Regions from separate parts of the Homo sapiens genome. Here regions 2 and 3 are each linked to region 1. A link is a contact called in ENCODE Hi-C data. All regions are on one chromosome and are shown on one strand. Each heading gives the region's core, a stretch centred on a gene start or an enhancer-like site at or near the end of the contact. The rest is flanking DNA. Distances are from core to core; before and after follow the strand shown.

Region 1 (4,006 bases), core at 404-2,903:
AGAGTCCTCAGTCATATTTCATTCTTGGAGGAGACACAGAAAGACAGAAAGGGAGAGAAAGACGAAGGGGAAAAGTGAGTCTAGAAACAAAGAGTCAAGAATTAGAATAATTTTCAATGATGTTCTCCACCTTTTCAATATGATGTACCCTTGCATAGGACCCAATATTAAATTTTTCCTTTAACTCAGTTCTGCAACTATCTCACCTATGCATCTTGGCTAAAAACCAAGATATAAGTTAAAAGTTCTCTGAGCTGATAAAATAGATGGCACAAGGTTTATGCACTAGGTTTCCCACTATACCTATGAGTGCCTAGCACAATAGAACATTCTGTAGCTATTATAAATGCGCAAAGAAAAAAAATAAGTGAAATGGAAGCCAGGCAAGATACGTCAAGCAAATTATACTCAAACAGTATACACTATGATTTCATTTTTTGTTTTTTACAAATTTCATGTATTTTAAAACTTAACACTCTATTCCAAAATGTTAGCAATGGTTATCTTTAGATAGTAGGATTCTAGATGATTTTAATTTCCTTTCTTTTGCTTAGCTACTTTTTTTTAAATGGGCATTTTGTAAAATGAAAAATTAAGTTATATAAAAGTAAAAAGCCACGAGTTCCTCACTTATCTTTCTTTTAAACACAATTCTATTAAGTGTAGCTATCGAAATTCAAAACCCACAACAAATAAATCGCATTAAATTATAACTAGAAGAGGGTAAAGAATGTAGCCAATTGACAGTGATCCCAAAGTCAGAGTTGAAGACGGAAAAACGATTTAAAATCTACCGCAAGAACTCAAAAAGTTCAGTGGTCTCAAGTTCCTTCACAGTAACCTTCATAATACTGGCGGTAATTCATCCAAAAAAAGACCAAGTTAGATTTGGCGTTTCAAGAACAGAAAAGATCTGATGCATTTCCCAAAAAGCACTGCACTGCCTCACCCAAATGCTTCCAGCGTCTGTGCACAAAAGAGTAAATCTTTAGGTTTAAAAACCCTGCGACGTCCCCAGTGAGCAGGGGAGGGCTTCCTTCCTTATTGAAAAGATATCCTCTGAACCGATTCAGTCACAGGAAAGATTAGGATTCGTTTAGAAAATGAAATGCTAAAGGGCTCTGAGCTTTCGGGAGCAGATGTCTTAAAAATAAAAAAGTCAGCAGCATAAAACGCGTAATGAGTGTGGGGATTTATTTTTTTAAAGCATCCAAACAGCTGCATGACGATTTGGTCGGTCCCTGTTGTCTAAGGACACCCATTCTTAGATTGCACTACAATGACAAAGGCGTCCTCTAGGAGGAAATGCTGCAAATAATATCTCCTGCCCATGCGCGTCCACCTGATGGGAAAAGTAAAAACACCCTGGTCCAAGACCCCAGGTCCCATTCTCTCTATGATGGATGCTTCACCTCTAGTAGTGCAAACACACCCGGGTTGAGACTAAGTGGTCCGGGAGAAGCAGAGGAAGCCGTGCCCTGTGCGCTGACCGACCGCCGGGCAGGCGGGCACCGTTGGGGCCCAGGGCCAGGAGGGACGAGTCCTGCGGGAAGGAGGGAGGCGGCGGGGTACCTGGGACACCCGCGCGCGCCCAGACGGCCCGGGAGACAAAACTCAGCGCCGCTGCCGCTGCCGCTGCCGCCGCCGCCGGACGTGACATCAACTCCAGGTCGCCGGGCGGGCGCCGGGCGGGCGCATGCGCAGAGGGCGCGGGCAGGAAGCTCCACCCTCACTCCAGGAAGCTCTGGCTTCGTTTGTGAAACCCGACGGGATGAAGGGCTAGGCTCGCCTCCAGAGTAGTGTAGTTTCTCCCGCCGTGGGCACCCGGCCCCTTGCTACCCCGCAAAATCTCGCGACCATTTACTCTGGCCATCCGAAGGCGCGTGCCTGGGTTGCACTCCCGTGTCCGGCCCTCGAGGTTCTTGCCTAGGGAAGACCCGAGCCCTAGGGCCGTACTTAAGCTGCCTGCGTGCAGGACCCGGGTTTTGCTTTTGCTAATTTCCTCCCCACCCCAGGTATGTGGGAATAGATGAAGACCATCCGAATGAGAAGAAAAAAGGCAGGCAGAGGAGTGCAAGTCTGATTTAGAGCAGGCAGGCTCCCTGGGTTGGTTATTGTAGGTAACTGACTGGTTTTCTGGGCAGGTTGCTGCAGGTTGTGGATTGGAGGTCTATTTTTATATTAGATTTGGCCATTGTCTTAGTATATTCAGCCTCTCAGGTAAAACACTATAACATAGGAGAAAAATGAACGTGTTTTTTTTTTAAAAAAAGATGTGCTAAATGCAAGCTCCTAATTTGTTATTAGTAGGTCTAACAGAACAGAGTTACTCTTTAAAGTAGCTACTAACACTTACAAATGCTTTCTATTTCTGTGCTTGCCTCCCTGGTCCTCGGGCTGGCTGAGCAGCAGTGCCCAAGTAGGTTTTTAAACCGCCAGGGTTTGAGAGAAATCCCCAATGATGGGTATCGTCCCTTTGAAAGTTCAAATCTCTACCAAATAAGCCACACGGATGCCAAGCTTTGAAGGAAACTTAGGACTATCAACAGTGCAGAAGTCCAGTTATAGTGCAGACAAATGTGTGTATAATGGCTAGACAGAACTTAAAAATGAAGAAACGTGTGGTGGTTGAACTCAAACACTGATGCCCCTCCCCACTCCCTTACCACCACCATCTTTAGTTCCTCAGTACTGGGGTACTAAACCTTCCTTGGGTAGTGTTCACATGAGTAAGCAGAGTTCTTCAAGTTACCTTACACAAGTTCCATTTACTTCATCTAAACCTTGGGCCGGTCACTAACTTTTATAATTGCCTTTTCTTGTCTTTAAAATCATCACCAGGGCTGGGCACTTACTGTGTGCAGGCGCTGTTCTATGGACTCAGGATACATCAGCTACCGAAGCAAAGATCCCTAACCTTGTGAAACTGACATTCTGGTGGGAGGACAGATCCAATAAAAACTAAAATAAATAAGTCAATGATGTAGTGTGTTAAAAAGTGATCGGTGCTGGCTGGGCGCCGTGGCTCATGCCTATGATCCCAACACTTTGGGAAGCCGAGGCAGGCGGATCACCTGAGGTCAGGAGTTCGAGACCAGCCTGGCCAACATGGTGAAACCCTGTCTCTAGTAAAAATACAAAATTAGCTGGGTGTGATGGCACACACCTGTAATCCCAGCTACTCTGGAGGCTGAGGCAGGAGAATCGCTTGAACCCGGAAGGCAGAGGTTGCAGTGAGCTGAGATGGTGCCGCCGCACTCCAGCCTGGGCAACGAGAGAAATTCCATTTCAAAAAATATTAATAATAAAATAAAATCATCACCAATGGTGATTATATAGAAGGTGGGAAGGGTTAAATGAGAAAGTATGTAAAGTGCTTGGCATGGTGCCTGGCATGTGGCACAGTAGGGATATATGTGAATTGGCTGTGTCAAGATCAATTAAAAATGCAAAGATGAGTCTCTAAATCATTTTATTTGGGAAAACAGAATTGCAGTTCAGGGCATACACACAGACTGGGGTGGTCTTCAGAACAACAAAGAGATGGTTGGAGGTTTCATTAGAGAAATGTTATGTATTACCTTGAAAGATAGCTCATTGACCCTAAGCAAAGTTTTTAGGAACAGGCAAGCTCTAATTTGTGAGAGAAGGTGGTAAGTAAAACTAGTCTTAGAGTTACAGCAATTCGTTTCAGCAGCTACTGGGTGAAACTGGTCTTCAGGTTATAGCAGGTCACCTTGGCAGCTGGCTTTCAATATAATTCCTGGGCAGGCACTTTGTGCCCCAACTGCTTTCTCTTCTCCCTCATCTCTGGACTCTAATTTAGCTGGGTATGAAGATTACTCCAATTCATACAATCAATTTTCAAGACTGCTGTTCACTGAATGGTGACAGCAATATGGGTGCCTTCAACTGCCCTCCATTCTGTTTTTTGATGAGCTGATAACAGAATATGTGGAAGCTTCCCTAAGAGATAACACTTTGAGACTTTTGTCAACTCTGCAGC
Region 2 (4,006 bases), core at 997-3,496, 4.4 Mb after region 1:
ACTACTCAAACATTTCCCTCAAAATAAAAAACATTTAAGAAAACTAGAAGACAAAAAAAAAAAAATTCCTCAAATCTTTACTTTTTTTTTTTTTCTTCGAGACAAGAGTCTCGCTCTGTCGCCCAGGCTGGAGTGCAGGGGCAAGATCTCTGCTCACGGCAAGCTCCGCCTCCCGGGTTCAAGCCATTCTCCTGCCTCAGCCTCCCAAGTAGCTGGGACTACAGGCGCCTGCCACCACGCCCGGCTAATTTTTTGTATTTGTTAGTAGGGACGGGGTTTCACCGTCTCTGGATGGTCTGGATCTCCTGACCTCGGTGATCCACCCGCCTCGGCCTCCCAAAGTGCTGGGATTACAGGCGTGAGCCAACGCGCCCGACCCAAATCTTTACTTTTAAAAATCTGTTGATAATGACACAATTTAACAACATCAACCATGTGAAAGTGTGTAATCTTTATTAGCATCCAGAATAAAGTAATCTAGGAAGTCTACCTTTAACAGTAGGCAACAAGTTATCAGATCCTTTTGCTACACTTTTGTTTTTCAACAAATTTAAGACACACACTTCCCACCTCAGTATCACTGATAAGTGGCTTTATTAAAATAAGTTAACATTTTCCTATTCAATACTTCTAACAATCAATATTTTAAAAATGGAATTTTCTCAGAATCAACTATCTCATTTACAATTAGGATAATCCTTTTTTATAATTTTAAACATCCAGGAGTTCATACAGTGGCTAAACTATAAGACCACCAACATTCCTGGAGTGTCAAAAGTAACTATACTTCTAGAATACGCCTCATAATATTAAAATATTTTGTGTATGAGATCAGAGCTGGAGTCCCGGTCAACTGTGGAGAATGGCCAATTCCAGCCTCCAAAATAAAGGCGGGGGTGGCGGTGTTGGGGGGGGGGAGGGGAGTCGCGCAGCAGAGAAAAGACGTAAGGGTGGAGAGGGACTTTCAAAATGCCCCAGTGCCACGGTTAACTATAACCTGGTTAATAAAATCTAAGCCAATGCTCTCAAGACGAGGAGGGCCACAGGCAGGGGAAACCGAGAATTAACTCATAGGCTGAGACTAAGTTATTCCACTTTCCATGTAACAGCGCCCCCCACAACTCCCCGTCTGCCCCAGAGTTAAGATTCCAAGGGGCAGCCCCCCCTCCTCAAACACACTAAAGAAGGGACACCAGAAAACAGCAAGTATAAGGGCCATCAACCACATCTTTTCCTTTCTCCCTCGAGAGAACATGAGTAATACCCTCAAATTCCAAATCCCCGCCAAAAAATAAAGAAACGCGCGCATCATGGGCCTACAATTTCTTTTCCCGCCCAGAGCCTGCCTGGGAAAGCCCCTGACCCAGAGAGTTGGGGGAAAGGCGGCCCAAACCACACGTGTGCGCCGCAAGGCTGGGCCTGTCTCAGCCCACTTCCCGTCGCCACCCCCAACGGCCTGAGCTCCCCCGGAGCCTCACTCGGGCCTTTCCTCAGGCCCTCCTGTCTGCTCCACGTGGGGCGCCGGGGCCTCGAACCGCCCGTCCCCTCCAGCCGAGTTTCCCCACCCGCCAGGCCACCGCGGCGTCGGGGTCCCATACCTGATGCTGTTGTCGCCCCTGCTGGTAAGGCTTAATTGGCCCCTGGTGGCAACGCCGCGTCCGGATCTTGCCGCCACCGCCCCCTCCGACTCCTCCGGCTCCCGAGGCCATGGCGGAGCCTCCGCCGCTTCCCGCTCCGGGGCGGGTAAGGGGGCGGGAGAGGCAGAGGCGGAGGCCTTAGAGAGCCTCCCCCGCCGCCCGGCCCCGGCCCAAAAGTCCGCCCGCGCTGTCCACACAGTGGGCACAAGCACCCCAGGAACCGCGAGGTTGCGAGCAGGAGCGGAGAGAGGGTGAGTGCTGGCAGCGGGGAAGGGGGTGGCGGCCGCAGAGGCCGAGGAGGCTCCGGTCCGGCCGCCTCTGCGGACCCCCGCCTCTGTGTGTGTCACGGTCTCTATGGAGATCTCCCGCAGAGGACAGCACGAACAGTTCCCCGCGGTGCTGAGGCCTAACTCGACCGCCGACTGGTGGGAGTTCTTCCGTCGCCCTAGCCGTAGCTGCCGCAGTTGAAGCCGCTGGCGACGCCCGCCTACCCCTCCCCTGTGCGCACAGCGCCCGCCCCGCCGCCGTCGTCGTCGTCGTCCCTGCAGCCTCCGCCGCCGTTGCGCCTATTACCCCTGCTAAGGCGGCTGCCGCGGTCGCGAGCCAGAATGTCGTCACTCATCGGCGCCCGACGCATTTGCATCATCATGCTGCGACGAGCTGATAGGCAAAGAGGAAGGGCTGGTCGAGTCCACGCTCTCGGCCGCGCGGCACGCTGGGAAACGTAGTTCAACAACGGAACGCGGCTTCTCGGAAAGGAAGAGGGACGGGGAAGGAGATCTCCGGGGCGCCGCAGAGGCACAAAGCCAAGGGGTACTTTTGCTGTTCTTGGCTGTAAATTAGACTTTGAAAAGACACTTAACATAAAAACAGTAACCTCTTCCCATTCTCCTTCTCCCTGTCGGTTGGTTAAGTAGGCAGGAAGTAAGCAGACAGTAAAATCAAAGACAAGAGCTAATGATTTAAGAAGGAGGAAAAAAAAATCTGTGGTTGAAAAATAAAGTCCATGATCCTTAGAATTAGAAAATATATACGGCTTCATTAATGTTTCTTTAAACATATAAAGGTTTTGTTGCAGACACACGGGGCTGGAATTCTGGTTCTGCCACCCAACCTATTTGACCTTGGATGAATCAAAACCGTCTGAGCCTTAGCTTCCTCCTCCATAAAATGGGAGCTTTAAAATCCACCTTATAAAGCTGTTGTGAGGAGCAGACGTGATCATCTATGGAGAGCATGTATATTTGCTAATAGACGAAAAATGCGATGAATGATTACAATTATAACCCATGCAGTCAGCTAACATTAGGGGTAAGTGATATATCCTTAACAATAAAAGTATACTATATTTGCTCCAAATATTTAGGAAACTGAGTAAGTGAGCTAGACTCAAAGACTGAATCCACAAAATGTATATTCTAGGAGTTGACGATTAGAAAGGTCCTGGTGATCACATAGTCCAACCCTCTCATTCAACCAACCAGACAAGATGTCCAGAGAAATTTAGGTGGCACAATCAATGACACTGAGATGGGTAATCAAAGCCAGGACTATAACCCAACTTTTCTGTAAGAGCTAAAGACAAATAGCCAAATGATTAGGGAGGAAAAATATGTTGTGAAAAATCTTAGACTTACTATAAATCTTTTTTTTTCTTTCTTTCTTTCTTTCTTTTTTTCTGAGAGACAGAGTCTTGCCCTGTCGCCCAGGCTGGAGTGCAGTGGCGCGATCTTGGCTCACTGCACCCTTTGCCTCCCAGGTTCAAGCTATTCTCCTGCCTCGGCTTCCTAAGTAGCTGGGACTACAGGCGTGCACCACCACGCCCAGCTGATTTGTGTATTTTTAGTAGAGATGGGGTTTCGCCATGTTGGCCAGGCTGGCCTTGAACTCCTGACCTCAAGTGATCCACCCGCCTTGGCCTCCCAAAGTGCTGGGATTACCCGTGTGAGCCGCCACGCCCAGCCTATTTACTATAAATCTCCCACTTACTAGCTGTGTAGCCTTGGGGAAGTTACTGATCCTGTTTCTTTCTTTTTTTTTTTTTTTTGAGACGAAGTTTTTTCCTCTTGTTTTGCCCAGGCTGGAGTGCAATGGCGCAATCTCAGCAACCTCCACCTCCTGGGTTCAAGCGATTCTCCTGCCTCAGCCTCCCGAGTAGCTGGGATTACAGGCATGTGCCACGACGGCCGGCTAATTTTGTATTTTTACTAGAGATGGGGTTTCTCCATGTTGGTCAGGCTGGTCTCGAACTCTCAATCTCAGGTGATCTGCCCACGGCCTCCCAAAGTGCTGGGATTACAGGCGTGAGCCACCGCGCCCAGCCCACTGATCCTGTTTCTAAGCTTCGTTTTTTTCATCAGCAAATAGAG
Region 3 (4,006 bases), core at 733-3,232, 4.3 Mb after region 1:
GAAACCAAAACCCCACCCTTTCCCAAAGCCAGCCACAAACCTAAAAATATTACTCTAACCTCCCTGCACCCCTTTCTGTGCAAATATTGGACATAGAGAAATTATCTGGCAGAGCGCAGTGGCTCACGCCTGTAATCCCAGCACTTTGGGAGGCCGAGGCGGGTGGATCACCTGAGGTCAGGAGTTCAAGACCAGCCTGGCCAACATGGTGAAACCCCGTCTCAACTAAAAATACAAAAAAAATTAGCTGGGCGTGATGGCGGGCGCTTGTAATCCCAGCTACTTCGGGAGGCTAAGACAGGAGAATCACTTGAACCTGGGAGGGGGAGGTTGCAGTGAGCCGAGATCGCACCATCGCACTCCAGCCTGGGCGACAAGAGCAAAACTCTGTCAAAAAAAAAAAAAGAAGGAAAAGAAAAATTATCTGACCTACCTTGTTTAACTGTTGTAGGCCACAGCCCCCATTCCAGAGGGTCCTGTTCCATACCCAGAAGGAATGAATGCTGCAGACAGGCCAAGGAGAATCCAGATAGGCCTTGCTGGGTTTCTTGCCTGTTTGCATCAGAGTGTTTTTTGTCCAGTCATTTTTTTTGAGACGGAGTCTCGCTCTGTCGCCCAGGCTGGAGTGCGGTGACGCAATCTCGGCTCACTGCAAGCTCCGCCTCCCGGGTTCACGCCATTCTCCTGCCTCAGCCTCCTGAGTAGCTGGGACTACAGGCGCCCGCCACCACGCCTGGCTAATTTTTAGTATTTTTAGTAGAGACGGGGTTTCACTGTGTTAGCCAGGATGGTCTCGATCTCCTGACCTTGTGATCCGCCCGCCTCAGCCTCCCAAAGTGCTGAGATTACAGGCGTGAGCCACCGCGCCCGGCCTTGTCCAGTCATTTTTTTATACGGCTGTCCATGCTTTGTTGAACCTAAGCATACAAATACACGATTTCCCTTGTTATCTTTGGGTCTTCATTCTGAAGGCTCCCGTGTCACATAAAACGATGGTCAAATCAATGTCTATGTCTTTTCTCCTATTAACTGCCTCCTGTCAGTGACTTTCAGCGAAACTTCAGAAGGTGAAGCGGAAGTTTTCCTTTGGCCCGGACAGCATCATCATTAATATCATTAATAAATATTCCCACAGTATTTGGCCCTTGTATGTCCTTTGTATGGTGCTGGGGATACAATAACATATCGCTGCAGAGATTTTCAAATGTAAAAGAAGAGAGATTATACTGATTTAAAAGCTAGATTCTGTCCTCACCCTGGAGCTAGTCTGCATTTACGAAAACTTACTTTCCACTGCGGTAGACAGACGCTTTCTACTCCAGCGCAACTGTGCCTTTCCTCAAATCTAGTCTCAAATTTAGGTTCCTTTTCATTTTCTGTTATGGAAAGGCCCTCAGCGTATCCCAGGCTTTGGAGCCTTTTGTTAGTAGTCTGGCCCATGCATAATTTCCCCTTCCTCTGAATTATACATAGCACCTCACTAGTTATATTTTAATACACTTTCCTATGTCTCAGTGGTAGTTTCCTATATTAATATATATCCCAGTTTAGTTTGGCTTTTAATTTCTTTTCTTCTAAGGGGATAGATGCGTTCTGTACCACCTTCTCGAGTACTAATGGTTAACTGGAATGAACACAAGCAACAAACCCTCCGGCCTGGATCCCAAAACAACAGTCGCGGTTCTGCAACAGAAAAGGCTGCGCTGGCCCTGGGACCTGTCTCGGAAATACTCCTCATCCATCTAGTTTCTCCCAGGACAACTAGGCCCAACCCCACGGGAATATACAGAGAGGCCTCGGGTCACAGACTTAAAGCTGTAAAAGGGAGGAGGCGACGGTCTGGTCCCAGTCACCGACCAGCCACCGACTACTAGGGCCCGAACCCGGGACTGCAGACGCACCTCCCCGCCCTCCCTTCCCAGCTCCGCCTGGCGGCGGGCGTTGCTCCTGAGGGGCGGGGCTTCCGCTTCCGGCGGGGGATTGTTGACGCCTGCGGTTGCTGCGGTGGTGACGGGGCTGTTGGGGAGGGGCCATTGGGGGAGGGAAACGGAGCAGTGACAGGTATCCCAGAGGGTGCTGCTGAGGCGACGATGGCCGAGGGGCCCGAGGAAGCCCGAGGCCACCCTCCCGGGCAGGACGATGGCGGAGGGGACCACGAGCCCGTCCCTTCCCTGAGAGGCCCTCCTACCACCGCCGTCCCATGCCCCCGCGACGACCCCCAGGCCGAACCCCAGGCCCCGGGCCGGCCCACAGCCCCGGGCCTCGCGGCTGCCGCCGCAGCCGACAAATTGGAGCCGCCGCGCGAGCTCAGGAAGCGCGGGGAGGCGGCCTCCGGCTCCGGTGCAGAGCTGCAGGAGCAGGCGGGCTGCGAGGCGCCCGAAGCCGCGGCGCCACGAGAGAGACCAGCTCGGCTGAGCGCCCGCGAGTACTCCCGGCAAGTGCACGAGTGGCTGTGGCAGTCCTACTGCGGCTACCTCACCTGGCACAGCGGCCTGGCCGCCTTCCCAGCCTACTGCAGCCCCCAGCCCTCCCCGCAGAGCTTCCCTTCGGGCGGCGCTGCAGTCCCCCAGGCCGCGGCGCCGCCGCCCCCGCAGCTGGGCTATTACAACCCCTTCTACTTCCTGAGCCCCGGGGCCGCGGGGCCTGACCCGCGGACAGCTGCCGGCATCAGCACCCCTGCTCCAGTCGCGGGCCTGGGACCCCGGGCTCCTCACGTGCAGGCGTCGGTCCGGGCCACTCCAGTGACGAGGGTAGGATCCGCAGCCCCTTCGCGAAGCCCGAGCGAGACCGGGCGACAGGCAGGTGAGAAGCGCGAGGTGGAGGCTGGGCGGAGTAGAAGGGTTTTCGGGGGCCTGTGGGGTAGAGCTGGCACGCTTTTTAGACCTGTAACTGCTGCTTCTACTCTGATTGACTATCCTGCCCGTTCAGTTCACTAGCTATCGTTTGTCCAGGCCCTAAATTCCCAAAATGTACAAGGAGGCAATACAGTTTCTTCTTCCTTTAGACCTGGCACTCCAAATTGACTCCCTTACTCATGGGACTAGTTGTTTATTCGTGAAAAGAAATTGCTCTTCAAACCATCCTCTTCCTTTGGTTTTCACGCTCTGCAGTGAGGGCCAAAGCTAAATTCGCAAATGGCAAACCCACTTTTGGAGGGGCTCGACTGGTAATGCTGAAAATTATTCAGACATTGGCTACTTAGGACAGTGGAACTGAACGGATATAAAAGGAGATCGACATGGATACAAGTGGAGTTAGGAAGTTTTGATTGGGTCAAAGCTTCACTTCATTTGATCAATATCTTGTATATTGTGTAATTGTTTTTGCTTCTGTGTGTGAACTAGAATATTTTGAATTAGTTACACTTCTTAGTTTACTATTTAAACTATTAGACTTTTAGTTTATTTTAGTTAGCCACAGATAGATGGGACAAGAACTAGTTGATGCCTCTGATCCCAGTCAGAATTTAGGATGACAGATTGATACTCACTGGGTTTATTTTAAAGAAAGCAAAACAAACTAAAAAACGGGTGGGGGGGGATTACAGGGATTTACTTTATACTAATTGCCAATATTTAACCTTGATTTGTACTAAAAAATGTTTAATTTTGTGTGACTTAGATGTGATCACCTGGATTCTCCTCATTAGAATTCCTAGTGAAATGTAGTGGGTACCCTAATCAAATTTATCTGTGAAATCAGTTTTCTAGGGGGAAAGTGGGGAGGGTGGGGACAAGGTCTGCTTCTATCGCCCAGCCTGGATAGTGCAGTGGCGATCTTGGCTCCCTGCAGCCTCCGCCTCCCAGGTTCAAGCCGTCCTGCCACCTCAGCTTCCCTAGTAGCTGGGACTAAAGGCATGCGCCACCACGCCCGGCTAATTTTTGTATTTTTTGTTGAGACGGGGTTTCGCCATGTTGGCCAGGGCCAGACTGGTCTCGAACTCCTGGCCTCAAGCAATCTGCCCGCCTCGGCCTCCTAAAGTGCTGGGATTACAGACGTGAGTCAC

The links. A loop is a pair of places that touch in the nucleus more often than their neighbours do. Pooled maps may share reads with other maps.
Region 2: a loop to region 1 is called in a map of CD8-positive, alpha-beta T cell, with 20 times the contacts of the local background. The contact joins the promoter of NUP153 here to the promoter of TBC1D7 in region 1. A Hi-C loop is called at or near these places in 3 of 168 maps with a recorded cell type or tissue (CD4-positive, alpha-beta T cell, CD8-positive, alpha-beta T cell and naive thymus-derived CD4-positive, alpha-beta T cell) and 7 of 50 pooled maps.
Region 3: a map of naive thymus-derived CD4-positive, alpha-beta T cell shows a loop between it and region 1 (11-fold over the local background). The contact joins the promoter of FAM8A1 here to the promoter of TBC1D7 in region 1. A Hi-C loop is called at or near these places in 2 of 168 maps with a recorded cell type or tissue (CD4-positive, alpha-beta T cell and naive thymus-derived CD4-positive, alpha-beta T cell) and 5 of 50 pooled maps.

Annotation. Positions count from the first base shown.
Region 1 is chr6:13,326,884-13,330,889 of GRCh38, forward strand. TBC1D7 (TBC1 domain family member 7) reads right to left here and starts at 1,654. Exons shown (of 8, transcript NM_016495.6): 1 at 1,413-1,654; 2 at 1-23. The coding sequence starts at 15. TBC1D7-LOC100130357 (TBC1D7-LOC100130357 readthrough) reads right to left here and starts at 1,654. Exons shown (of 9, transcript NM_001318809.2): 1 at 1,573-1,654; 2 at 1-23. The coding sequence starts at 15. LOC124901261 (a long non-coding RNA gene) reads left to right here and starts at 1,732. Exons shown (of 2, transcript XR_007059457.1): 1 at 1,732-2,015; 2 at 2,842-2,974. RefSeq lists a silencer at 1,470-1,859 and an enhancer at 1,493-1,999.
Region 2 is chr6:17,704,679-17,708,684 of GRCh38, forward strand. It overlaps NUP153 (nucleoporin 153), which reads right to left and starts at 2,247. Exons shown (of 22, transcript NM_005124.4): 1 at 1,599-2,247. The coding sequence starts at 1,709. It overlaps NUP153-AS1 (NUP153 antisense RNA 1), which reads left to right and starts at 2,365. Exons shown (of 3, transcript NR_134618.1): 1 at 2,365-2,450; 2 at 2,716-2,948. RefSeq lists silencers at 78-237, 1,569-2,078 and enhancers at 1,665-2,359, 2,169-2,438.
Region 3 is chr6:17,598,320-17,602,325 of GRCh38, forward strand. It overlaps FAM8A1 (family with sequence similarity 8 member A1), which reads left to right and starts at 1,983. Exons shown (of 5, transcript NM_016255.3): 1 at 1,983-2,802. The coding sequence starts at 2,091. It overlaps LOC102724591 (a long non-coding RNA gene), which reads right to left and starts at 657. Exons shown (of 5, transcript XR_007059485.1): 1 at 434-657. RefSeq lists a silencer at 1,842-2,321 and enhancers at 3,388-3,888, 3,889-4,006.